3 separate regions of the Mus musculus genome follow, and all the other regions are linked to region 3. A link is a contact called in ENCODE Hi-C or POLR2A ChIA-PET data. All regions are on one chromosome and are shown on one strand. Each heading gives the region's core, a stretch centred on a gene start or an enhancer-like site at or near the end of the contact. The rest is flanking DNA. Distances are from core to core; before and after follow the strand shown.

What was found. A loop is a pair of places that touch in the nucleus more often than their neighbours do. ChIA-PET counts read pairs that join two places held with the same protein, here RNA polymerase II (POLR2A).
Region 1: a map of mouse trophoblast stem cell shows a loop between it and region 3 (3-fold over the local background). The contact joins the enhancer-like site here to the promoter of Tnfrsf21 in region 3. A Hi-C loop is called at or near these places in 17 of 37 maps with a recorded cell type or tissue (ES-E14, T-helper 17 cell, T-helper 2 cell and 6 more). POLR2A ChIA-PET finds 5 or more read pairs at or near these places in 4 of 5 experiments (Patski and embryonic stem cell).
Region 2: a loop to region 3 is called in a map of heart, with 2.4 times the contacts of the local background. The contact joins the promoter of E130008D07Rik here to the promoter of Tnfrsf21 in region 3. A Hi-C loop is called at or near these places in 5 of 37 maps with a recorded cell type or tissue (gastrocnemius, heart and left cerebral cortex). POLR2A ChIA-PET finds 5 or more read pairs at or near these places in 1 of 5 experiments (embryonic stem cell).

The regions. Positions count from the first base shown.
Region 1 is chr17:43,239,945-43,244,082 of GRCm38, forward strand. No RefSeq gene overlaps it. Among named protein-coding and RNA genes, the nearest start is that of Adgrf1, 28 kb to the right of the region's middle. Within about 2 kb of position 1,393, at least 1 of the 3 ENCODE cell types and tissues checked has a DNase peak (open chromatin) inside an H3K27ac peak, as active enhancers do; it is gastrocnemius, where a contact is called at or near this core.
Region 2 is chr17:43,156,021-43,160,662 of GRCm38, forward strand. It overlaps E130008D07Rik (RIKEN cDNA E130008D07 gene), which reads right to left and starts at 2,271. Exons shown (of 6, transcript NR_045155.1): 1 at 1,750-2,271; 2 at 396-457.
Region 3 is chr17:43,013,733-43,017,860 of GRCm38, forward strand. It overlaps Tnfrsf21 (tumor necrosis factor receptor superfamily, member 21), which reads left to right and starts at 2,823. Exons shown (of 6, transcript NM_178589.3): 1 at 2,823-3,360. The coding sequence starts at 3,265.

The sequences.
Region 1 (4,138 bases), core at 143-2,642, 220 kb after region 3:
CTCTCAAGAGTTCTTTCCCTGGCTCAGAAAAGTGAAAGGACAAACCGGGCATGGTTGAGACATGAAGATTCAGAATTTAAGGCTAGCCTGGGCTGTATAGCAAGACCTGGGTTCACAAACAACTCAACAGGCCAGGGGCATTTTCATCAAGTGCATATTCTGTATACCTTTTCTCCCTCTGCCTCGGCTGCCAGTAGGGCTCAAGTATTTTGCACTGAGCAGGTTACTGAGGTCATGGCAGACAGAGGAAAGACCAAAACTCCCCTTACTGAGAGCTTGGCTACACAGACTGGCTTGTGAGAATCAGGATGAATTGCTTTCACAGCAGAGGGTTTGAGAAACAGCCAAGGAAGGGACAAGGAAGACAAGAAAACTGTAGTGATGACGTCCAGGAGCTTCCACAACAAAGTCCAGCTGCTGGTCCTGCCCCTATGCCCGGCTGTCCCTGGGACCTGGTCCTGCCCCTATGCCCAGCTGTTCACAGGGCCTGGCTATAATATCTTTCTGCCTCGGGGAAAATGAAATGCTTGTCAGATTTCTTTGAGCTGGTATATCATCCCAAGTTGATGTGTAAAGGTTAGAGAAGTCAGGCTAAGCTGTTTGAACAGAAAGCGTTCTATGCTTTGCAGATGTTCTGTGTTCTGCAAGTGTTCTACATCCTATGAATTTCTCCCAGAAATTCATGTATTGAAATCCTACCTGCTTCAGGAGGGACACTTAAAAGATGAGGCTTTTGGGAGATGATGAGGCCCTCATGGGTGTGTTTAATGCTCTTGTAAAAATGGTCTCAGGCCTGAGAAAGACCCCCTTTCTCTTTCTATCACTCTAGGATACAGGGGGAAAGGTCCATGAGAGCCAAGGCATCTTCAATAGACTCTGCCTTGATCCTGGACAGCTTAGCTTTAGGAGCTATGGCAATCAATTTCTGTTTGTAAGCTGCCTCACTATGAAACTTTATCATGGCAGCCCAAATGGACCAGGGGTGTGAAGACAAGACCTTTACCTGCCGACCTTCTGCAGACCATCTAACAAACACAAGACCTGACAGGGCTCAGTGCACATCAGGGAAAACACTGAATTAAGAATGAGTGATGACGACCCCAGTTCTGACATCCCCTTCACGTTCTGGAAACCTGCACATCTGTGGAGTATGTTTGAAACTTGACAATGAAATGTTTACCCTTGTCAAGGACAAACCAGAGGAGTCGAGTCTCCAGCTTTTGGACTGAACTTCTGGGTGTGCCTTGTTCCGTTTCTGAGCCCTTCAAGCCTGCCGGGCCCAGGAACTCAGTAGACTCATCAACAAGATTTAGTCAGCCTTGTTGAAGCCAGTGCAATTATACAGTGGAATGAGGCATGCTGCCAGGATCTTAACGTGAAGCAGGCACCCGGGGGAACATTGACAAATGACCGGAGGCTGTCTGTGCATGGCTCGCAGCCAATGACAGCCAGCTGGGCTCTTCGTCCTCATCCGTGTGACCAATCCGGACTTATGAAATGCTTTAGGACTGGGGTAAATAAACTCTAGTGGTCTTCCAAACAACATCAGAGTCTTCAGCCTCATTCCAATTATGGCTCCTCTTACTCAACTCTCATGGATCTTCGAAGACAGAACAGCCCACTCTGAAACACATAGATAGTAGGGTCACAGCTAGAGCTATAATGTCAACAGGGACCTTGGGGTCTGACAGCTCTGGTTAGAACCCCAGATCTACATCTCTCTAGCTTTGTGATCCTGGTCCAGGTTTCCAGGGCATCGGAACTTCAAGCTCCTTAGCTCTGCAAGAGAACTGAGATGCAGAATGAAGGAGTTAAAGAGTGTATGGGTTAAATCCATGCATTAGATGCTCCATAAAGACCCTTCATCCTTTATTGTTTCTGAAGCTCCCATCTCCTTAAAGAAATGTGTCAAGAGAAGTTTCTGTTTAAACAAGCTTTGAGATTGTGTGTGTGTGTGGTGTCTGTGTTTCTGTGTTAGTTCTTTGGAAATTCTGTATAATGTGTTTTAAGCATGTCCATCCCTCCCCTAACTCTTCCTAGATCCACCCCCTTCCTTACCCATCTAGTTTTGTGTCCTCTTTGCTCTTCTTTTAAGCTCAGCAAGTTGGAGTGTGCTGCCAAGATGTGTGTCCTCTCATTGGGGTGTGGTCAACCTCTCAGGAGCCATACCCTTAAAGAAAACTGACCTCCCATAGTAACTATCAGTTGTGTGCATTAAGCTTACATTCAAATGTGTTTGTATGTGGGCTCATCTGTGTGTATGTGTACATGTGGGCATGTAGGAACCAGATATTAATATCAAGTGTCTTCCAATTGCTATTTACATTATTTATTGAGACAGTCTATCTTACTGAATCCAGAGCTTACCAATTCAGAATAGTCAAGCAAGCTGGATTGCCCCAGGGATCCATTGTTTCCCCTTCCTAAGTATTGAGTTACAGGTGGATGCTATACGTGTCTAGTTTCTATGTGGGTTCAGGGGATCTGAACTGTGATTCTCAATCTTGCATGGCAAGTGCTTTTACTATTCATGGAGTCATCTCCTCATCCCAGTATCAGAATATCTGAAGTATTTTGATGCTTGATGAACACAGAGGGTCACAAAAATAGTAGGATACATATCTCCAACAAAAACCATATTTTTCTAAAATACAAATGGATCCTAAATATAACATATATACATAAGTATACATATCTTATAGTCTTATAGATATACTTTATACTTATGCCTGTGTGTGTGTATGTGCACACACACACACACACACACACACACACACACACACAAACTATGATGCTGGGGTTGGACCTTGTACCTAAATCAGGAGGAGGCAAACACAGTTCAGGGACAGCGCTTGCCTAGTGAACTATATTTTGCAACACTTTAGATTTCTAGTGCTTCAGAACTTCCAAAGACTTCCTGTTGGTTTTGGCAGAGACCAACAATCCAACAGGAAAAGAAAAATAAAGGAAAAGAGTAGACAATTCCTGAAACGAAAAATGCAAATGGCTTTTTGTTCATGGGCTTGTTCTGTTTTGTTTCGGGACTGCTTGGGACTTGCTTTGTAGCCCAGGCTGGCCACACACTTACTGAGATGCTCCTGCTTCTACTTCCCCAGTGCTGGCATTGTAGGTGTGGTGCGCCACCGCGACTGGCTCAACTGACATTTTACACATGTGCAGTAATGCTCATGACCACTCTGAATAATGAACTAAACCGAACTTATACAAAATTGATGGTTTTTAATCTGCTGAGTCTGCAAACATACAAGTTTGATGACAATCTTATGGGCCTGGTTCTATGCAAGGAGATTACTTCTATATGTGGTAGATGTATCCACCTCTGTGAATTTATATGGAAAGATCTCCAGGCAAAGTGACAGAAGTAAAGAGTGAGTGACACGAATGTGTGGAAAGAGTATATTCTGTACAAATGAAGCACAAGGGGATGGGGCTGTCACTCAATTGTGACACTGCTTATGTAGCATGCAGGAAGCCTTGGGTTTGATTTTAGGATCACACAAACTCAGCAAGGTATATATCTAATCTCAGCACGCAGGAGGTCTAATATAAAGCATTTTTAATGAATGAAAAAAGCCTATTTAAAAATAAACAGATAGGGTCTGTCACATAGGCAGCTGACACTGACTTCTATATTATATATACACTTTTCTTATTCTTTTTTAAAAAATATTTTTATTACGTATTTTCCTCAATTACATTTCCAATGCTATCCCAAAAGTCCCCCATACCCTCCCCCCCAACTCCCCTACCCACCCACTCCCACTTTTTGGCCCTGGCGTTCCCCTGTACTGGGGCATATAAAGTTTGTGTGTCCAATGGGCCTCTCTTTCCAGTGATGGCCGACTAGGCCATCTTTTGATACATATGCAGCTAGAGTCAAGAGCTCCGGGGTACTGGTTAGTTCATAATGTTGTTGCACCTACAGGGTTGCAGATCTCTTTAGCCCCTTGGAATATATACACTTTTCATCAGATGAAGAGTAATAAAAGATTTTGAGATATTAACCAACCGCCTTTAATGGACAATATTCCGATTACTGCCCAGCCCACTCTAGACTGGAATAAAATGGTCTTCTTATGAAAAGAAGGATAACCACTTCCCAACAAGGAAAATTTTA
Region 2 (4,642 bases), core at 1,021-3,520, 140 kb after region 3:
TTCAAGAAAGGGTCTGAGGAGACAGACCCAGGAAGAGTGTAGCAATAACATTTGATTTGCGATTAAGAAGGCTGGAGTCATAATTAGCCCTAAATGGGACAACTCTATCACCCTCTCCAATGCTCAGGGAAGAGGAGACAGAAAGAATGTAAAAGCCATTCTGGGCTTGACATAGCTGTTGTCTTCATGTGGTGACCTGCACTAGAGCTGCAGGCGACTGGGCATTCATCAAGTGTGTGGGAGGGTCCCCTGAGGCCCCACCCCTCCCTTCAGGACTAACAGAAGTTAGTGCTTGCCAAGGGAGTAGCTATCATCCTCTGCAGTGACACGGAAGCTGACAAGTTACCCATGCTCCAGGAAATAAACTCCCACCCACGCTCAGGCAGGCGACTTACCTTAGACTGAGTAAGTCACACACAAAAGAAGACATGAAAGAAGGAGGGGCTCTTCGTTGAGACTAAGGGTTTCAAGTGGGAGAAAGAGAAGGATAAGACTATTAAAATTCATTACATACAGGTATGGAACTGCCAAAGAAGAAAATGATGAAGAGCAGCAGCTGCCGCCACCGGGAGTGAGTCAGAGGTGGCCTGCAAGCCTGCAGGAACCTGGCCCTCACCAACAGAAAAGGCGGAGGACAGACACCTGACAAGAGTGTTCTCTTCCCTCCACTAAGTGTCTTTTACAGTTTACATGTTGATTTGGGAGACTGTTAATTCTGGGATATGCGGGGGGTGGGGTGGGGGGAACAACTCCAACATTCTGGACCAAATTTAAAGCAACCTTTATTAAATATTAGATATTGACCAAGGGATGGACCTTAGTTGGGACCATTTCACAGAACTTCCCACCTGAGAATGGCCTGAGCCATGGGTTGCAGGGGCAAAGGGCAAACCTATAGGCCACTGTACTTTCCCATGATGCTTTGCTGTTTCCTAAGAACTATAATTCCCAGCATTGCAGGAAGTTACTGGGTTTCTGGGCAGGTAAGGCTTACAGGTTAATTTTGGGCATTATAAGACAAATACCAAAATATTATCTATGATACTATTGCTTTATTTTATTTTATTTTCAATTACATATGCTTGTATGTGCATGAGAGTGCAAGTGCCCACAGAGGTTAGAAGGAGGTATTAGGTATCCTGGAGATGGAGTTACAGGAGATTATGAGCTATCATATAGATGTTGGAATTAAACCTCAGTCCTCTGGAAGAGCAGCCAATGAGCCATATCTCCAGCCCTATCAACCTGTTGGGTTGTTTAAAAATAATTCTTTTATTTTTATTTTTAAGTATGTGTGTGTTTGTGTGTGTGTGTGTACATGGGTGCAGTACCCTAAGAGACCGGAAGAGAACATTGGATTCCCCCCCCCCCCACCGCCCCCACCTCCCGAGCTGGAGTTACAGGCAGATGTGTCCCTTGGAAACCAAACTCAGCTCGCCTAGAAGAGGACTGGACTATCGAGCCTAAGCGCCCATCTAAGTCTTTGTATCCAGTCTTTCTGCAACCCTGGAAGCCTTTTTACCAAAAAGTACATTCTTTCATCCTAGCTGTTTTTTGTGACTAGCACCTGCTGAAAAAAAAAAATAAGAAAGAAAGAAAGAAAGAAAAAACCCAAAACATCATCAAAACAACAAAAAGCCAAGCCCACCAACAAGAAACGGATATACACAAAAGCCAAGAAAAACAAAACAAGCCCCCCCAAGCCCCAGCTATTCATCAAGATAGGAAAGAGAAACACCCAACTCCTACCTGCGCTTGGTGATTGCTTGGTGAAAAATAAAAGTATTTTTCCTCTCATTCCTTCTTTTGTGATCAAATGAATAATGAAGGGATTGAGCCTTTGCTAGTGTGCATGCCCCTGCAGGGAGCCAAGAAACAAATAGGTTTCCTAAGGGTATAACCCAGCCTTTTCGGCTTTTCCGTCATCACGTGATTGAGGGCTTCTGCTTCCCACTTAACCTGCATCCTTCCCAGACTGATTCATGGAACCTCAAGGGCTCTACAGGAAAATTCAAACATCAGCTTCTCTCTGCCATAGGACTTCCATCCGAAGGAATGGTTCCTTGGTTGTTGCCTTCACAGCCCTCACATCCGGGCTGGACCTGGCAGAAAGTTGACATTTGACCCCTATCTAGAGCATAGACGATGCTGGCAGCCGTATGTCCTCACTTTTGCCATTCCGGTGCCTCCCTCGGGGCACAGCCAAGGTTCCGAGATGGGCATTTTCAGGAGGAAACGATTTTATTTGAGGTCTTGGCAGGGAGATGAGAGGAGGAGGCGTGCCACCTTCTGTAACAAAAGGCATTTCCCAGCCTTAGACACACCCTTAGGCCCAGATGTACACTCCCACTCCTGTCAATCCAACTGCACTGACTAGCAACCCTAATGCCTGCTGCTTCCAGGCACCCCGCAGCCTGCGTCTTGTTTCCACTATTTCCTCTGCCTGTCGCAGGGAAAGCCTCACTACCAAGAGCCTTCAAACACAGTTCCTGTTACTAATTTTGCCCCAAAGGGTACCACAGTGATTAACTTAATGCTTCCCCAGGGATGACTCTCTCTGTCTGGGGTCAGGGTGGGGCTGGATGGATTTTCTTTATTAAGGATGGTGGGAACCCTCTTTTGAGCTTTGAAGTCTCGCCTTAGATTTTTTTTTAATTTTATTTTTTATTTTTGATAACTACAAAGGGACAGGAAGTCTCTTTTTACTCCTCTGAGGCTTGCTGTTCTCCAGGGGCATGGAAAATGTACACGTTGTTAGCCCCCCAAGCCTGGGGGCTGGGGCCCGCGCTCTGCCGGATTGTTTTTATATCCCAGCAAAAAGCATCTGTGTGCAGAACAGCAGCTGGTCTGCTGCTGCCAACTGCACGTTCCCAGTACCAATGTAAGCACTTTCCTTAGAGGTTAAAACCCCCAAGGCACTGTTTGTGTTTGGAGAAGAAATGCTCTAAAAATAGTAAGTGGGGGTTTAAAGTCTCTTCGTCAGATGTTCGGAAGCACGCTGACCTGGTGCGCTGCTTCTTAGAACCAGAGCTCATTGGCAGGTTGCTGTGCCTTGCACCTACGATTCCTGACTCCTTCAGTAAGCTAGCTGGTGAAGAGCTGGAGAATCTGTATTTATAATAAATCCCCGGGTGGGGCATTGATGTTGCTGATTTTAAGAACACACACTGTTGTAGCCAGTCAAAAGACCCTTACTCAGAAAGACCACAGAGACCGCCGCCATCGCTGCAAACCGCATGAGGATTTTTATTGATCCAACATGTTGGGGACACCCCTCTCAGCACGCAGGCCAGAGGAGAGACCCAGAACAAAGAAAGATCACATTTTTTATACCTTTGTAAGGGGCAGATTTGAGTAACAGGGTTCTTATTGGTGTAGCAAGTAACCCTTTCAGGCATTGGTTGGTTTGTATAGTGACTAAGTAACCCTATGGCCCAGTGACTACTTTGCTTGCCCCCATGGTGGGTTATTATGATTTGGTCAGCAAAGTAATAGTACTTTAACATCACAGCTATTAACGTCAAGGGAATTCTCACAACAAGCTCAGGGTGGTTTGTGGTCTTTGTCAGAATTCAGTGTGGGGCAGGGGTCAGGAGAATTGCTAATCTTGTTATGGTTACTTCTCTGAGAACAGCTAGTATTGTTTTGGTAGTTGCAAGCTTAATCATTTTGACCACCAAAACTATGTTTTTACATTTGTTTAGTCAGCCGGCTTCCCTATCTGGCTCTGCACGTGGCCTGCAAGTACAGTTTGGAAAGTGTTTTTCGAAGGAGGAAGGTACTGGGTGGTCTTGAATTCATTTTGGATATTACAACACAAAGAACCACTGGTCTGGTGTATTTCCCCCCAGTCTGTTGTTGGCTGCAGGGTGTAATACAGACACAGGGTTTATTACCAGGGAGAGGAGGGTACCATAGCTTGATGCAATTCCTTATTACCTGTGTCGCCAAGAGCAAGTAGCTTAACCTTGCTGGTCTCTGTTTCCTCCCTTCCTTGACAATCATTTCTATAGAGCTAATTTATATCAGGATCTTAATTATCTTGTTTTGTGGAGGGCACATGTTTATAAAACGTTGATCTTTCTCCCTACCAATATTTTTTCTCATTGTCATTTAAAGAGTCAGTTTTGGGACTGACAAGATGGCTTAGTGGGTAGAGAAGGCTTGCCACCAACCCTGATGGTGGGAGCTCAATCTTTGGGACTCACAAGGAAGAAGGAGAAAACAGACTCTGATCTGTACACATTTAAATTGGCACGTGAGCCCTTCTCCTCAAATAAAGTCACACACACACACACACACACACACACACACACACAGAGAGAGAGAGAGAGAGAGAGAGAGAGAGAGAGAGAGAGAGAGAGAGAGAGAGAGAAAGATACACACACACATCCCATACACATTTTTTGGCCAGGTTAGACAATGCTGGGGAAAGATATCAGATTTATGCATCTCTCTCTCTCTGGACTGAGTTGGTGACTGTGGGAAGGGATGGGACTTGACTACTGCAACTTGTCAGAGCACAGTAGGCCACTGTGAATTGCAGCTCTCAGACTCCTGGTACCATCCCATAGTCCAGCACATGGGAGCTAAAAGTCCAAATAACAACAATGCTGTCTGAGGACTTGGAGGCAGGTGACAT
Region 3 (4,128 bases), core at 1,573-4,072:
CAGCTTCCGAAAGGAAGAATCAGGATAGAGTTTAGAAATATAACCAACAGAGGAGAAGATGGCAAAACTACTGCTGCCTTCAGCACAGAGAGGCTTTACCTAGAAAATGGGGGGGGAAATGGAAACATGGAAAAATGCATTGATTGGAAATATACCGAGGACATGGGAAGTTTTAAGGGTGATGAGCTTGAGGCGAGGAAACCAGATTTGTACAGTTTTGGAAGAAACATGCAAAGTTTAAATTCGGCTGGGGATCAGAGGCAGTTATTTTATGGCAAAGATGAGATTGGTTTTGTCCAGCTTGGCCTCATTTGTACCTCTCCATTTTAGCTATAGTCACATCTTATTAATACTTACCTCACTCTTTGGAGCTTAGGCAGAAAATCCATTATTTATGGTTGAGTATTCACCATTTATGTGTAAGTAAGGACATCTGTATGCCATTGAATATGTGGTTGTGAAGTAATTAAAACAGTTTACAGTGTAAAATGAAAGACATTTCTCTATTTTAAACATGCAATAGAGAAATGGCATTTTATATATTGTTTAGAAAGATTTATTTATTTATTTAATGTATGTGGGTACACACTGTAGCTGTACAGATGGTTGTGAGCCTTCATCTGGTTGTTGGGAATTGAATTTAGGACCTCTGCTCGCTCCAGCCAACCCCATTTGCTCTGGTTGGCCCCACTTGCTCCATCCCAAAGATTTATCTATTATTATAAATAAGTACACTGTAGCTGTCTTCAGACACACCAGAAGAGGGCGTCAGATCTCATTATGGATGGTTGTGAGCCACCATGTGGTTGCTGGGATTTGAACTTAGGACCTTCGGATGAGCAGTCAGTGCTCTTACCTGCTGAGTGCTGAGTCATCTCACCAGCATTTTATATTCTAACTAGATTCAATAGACACTTTTGTTTTGTTTTGTTTTGTTTGTTTTTTGTTTGTGATGAAGAATACTAAGGGGTTTTTACTTAGTTAGCAGTAAGCAAGATGAACTGAATATATTGTATCAAGAGGCATCGAGATTGCATGGCTGTAACTCAGGTGGTGATGAAGGAGGATAACCATCCCCTGGAGGCTAACCTGAGCTACACAGCAAGACCCAACCCAAAAGCAGCCAGCCAACCAAACCAAACTCAAACCCAAAGGCCCGTGAAAAATTGAATTCTGATGATTAGTGCCCCATAAGGACCTTATGGAACATGAAAACAATAGGAAGAACAAAGAGAACGAGCAGGTCAGAACCACACTTACCCAAATTAAAGTCTCCCAGCTTGGAAGATCAAATCATACATTACCTCAAGTAACTCATATTTGTCTGCAAGGTGTCAGCTGACCCCTTTTCTTTAATATCTCACTTCCCACCCCCACCCCCTTTTAAACAGAAAGACCTTTGATTGTGGTGGCCAATAATTTGAAGTTTTGAAGAATTAATTGGCCCTATTATACATGAAGACATAGTAATCCCCCTTCACTTTTGGAAGCCTCGGAGAGAGTTTGAGAATTTCAAGTTGAAATATCACCCCCTTTCACAAAATTCTGTATTTAAGGATAGTATTTTTCAGAATTTAAAAAAATTTTTTACTGGAAACTTAATATTACAGCATTCCCCTTCAGGGTTTATGGTCAAGCTTTTTTAAATATATGTTTTATTTCTTTAACTGGCAGATGTTTGAAAGATGAGAGTAGGATTAATCCTCATATTAATTTTTAAATACATCTCATTCTTCCAAAGAATGCCGAGAAAAAGAACCAACTCTCCATGTAGTAACTGGCAAGGAAGGAAATAGGGCTCCTACCATGGCAACTCCCTGTCAGGGATGCTTAGTGTTGTTTCTGTCCAGGTTCCTCACTGCTGAGAACAAATAGCCAACAATACTGAGAGACGGGGAGGTTTCTTCTGGCTAACAGTTTCAGGGATACAGTTATTGCAGGAGAGGAGAGGAGAGGAGAGGAGAGGAGAGGAGAGGAGAGGAGAGGAGAGGAGAGGAGAGGAGAGGAGAGGAGAGGAGAGGAGGCAGCTGGTTAAACCGGGTCTGCAGTCAGGAAGCAGGGGAGCCACACATAAATGCCGAGACTACACTTGCTTTTTCCTTTTGCTCCACTGTGAGAACACAGCAGACCTCAAAACACAGCAGTTTGGGAACCAACACACACGTCTCTTTGTGTCTGGCAATTGATGTAAGCTCCATGGTTTTTGCTTTTTTTCTAGCTCCTTTAATTGATTGATTGATTGATTGATTGATTGATTGATTTCTGAGACTGGATTTTGCTCTGTAAGCCAGGCTTGTGTAGAACTCCAATTTTGGCTGGCCTGGAATTGGAGAAGTTCATATTCTCATTATACAGAGTGCTTAATGGCACCGTTATGCTCAGGTCATTCATTCATTCATTCATTCATTCATGCATGCATGCATGCATGCATGCATGAGATAGGAGTTTTCTGTGTAGCTCAGAATTTCCCTCCAACTTCAAATTCTCCTTCCTCAGCTTTCCTGGCAATGAAAATACAGGCCTGCGCCATTATGCGCAAGTTATATTGGCTGTTGTTAATATTTATGTTAGGAAAAGAAAATAGTCTCTGTTTTACATACAATCTACTTGGAATCATTTTTTTTTTTTAAAGTTAAGTCGGGGTGAGGGGTGTGTGCAGGTTAACAAGCAAACGCAATTCCTCCAGCTAACGCCAAGGGGCACCCTCTCCTTCCCCTCGGTTTCTGGAGCGCCTTGAGTTCTTTCCATCTGCACAAAGAGCCCGGCCTCCTCCCGGGTGACATCACAAAGGGTCGTTCTCCGCCCCTTCGGCGCCACCACGTGTGTCCCCGAGCTGAGTGGCCATCCGACTCAGTCCCTCGCCGGCCGGTCTAGGCAGCGGAGGAGGCGAGTGCTTGATAGTGGCTGGAAGCTTCGCTATGGGAAGTCGCTCTTTAGCACTGTCGCGGCTAGCCCTGCTCTCTGGTTCTCCGCAGCCGCTGTCGTTGGAGAGCACCGGGAGGCGCGGGTTGCGAGCGCGCCTGCTTCTCACCGCCCGGGCGCCAGCGCCCCTGGGCAGGTGCTGAGCGCCTTTCGGAGCCTCCCCTGCTGCCTCCCTCTTCCGCCTGGGTGCCTGGCTGCTGCAGTGCACATGGGCTGCTGGAGGTAGATGGGCTCACCGCCCGTGAGGCGGCGGTGGATGCGGCGCTGGGCAGAAACAGCCACCAATTCCAGCTGCCGTGGGGCCGAGCGCCCCGGGCGCCGCTGCGAGCCCCGAGCTCGGCCATGGGGACCCGGGCAAGCAGCATCACCGCCCTCGCCTCTTGCAGCCGCACCGCCGGCCAAGTCGGAGCCACGATGGTCGCCGGCTCTCTTCTCCTGGTGAGCGATAGGAGGGGACCCTAGGGTGGCGGCTACGTTCGAGCCTGTGTCCGGGAGCCGGGCGGGTCCTCGGGCCCGTAGTGCCGGAGGCGCGCGGTGGGACCAGACGGGTTGGAAGGGTTGGTTACAAGGCAATAGCCAGACCGAGGAGGACTCCTACTAGATCGTGTGTGTGTGTGTGTGTGTGTGTGTGTGTGTGTGTGTGTGTGTGGTGAGCTAAGGCTAGTGAGTGTTAAAGAATTATTTTTCTTGCAATCTGGCTGCTTGAAGGAGGCGCGAGAGGTGTCCGCCTCGAGGTCCTGCGCATTTTTGGGTTTTTGCCCCCGACTCGGCCTATCTCGCACCCCAACACCCAGCCTCACCCCAATATCATTCGCTGCCAGACCCTCGGCGCGGTGCGAGGCCCGAGTAGTCCTGTCAGTAGCCAGCTGCCGGTTGTGGCCGCTCCTTTGTCGCTACTGCAATGTCATGTCCGGATGCTACCGCAGTGGAGACAGCCGGATCGGTGCGCTCCGGACGCGAGCAACCGCTGCATGCTTCCGCGCGCGAAGCTTTCCGGAGTAGGGCGCAGGCCACCCCTTGCTTCAGCTTCCTTGCTTCTCTCCTCCCTCTTAGTTCAGATGGGTCCTGATTTCTGCAAGCCAAAAGAAGAAGAAGAAGAAGGAGCCCGGGTGGGTGGTGGGGGTGGGGTGGGAGGGGGAGGAGGAGAAGAAGGACCCAGAGACCCAGGCGCCTCTAAAGCACAGGCTTGGAGCCAACCGGCGCTGT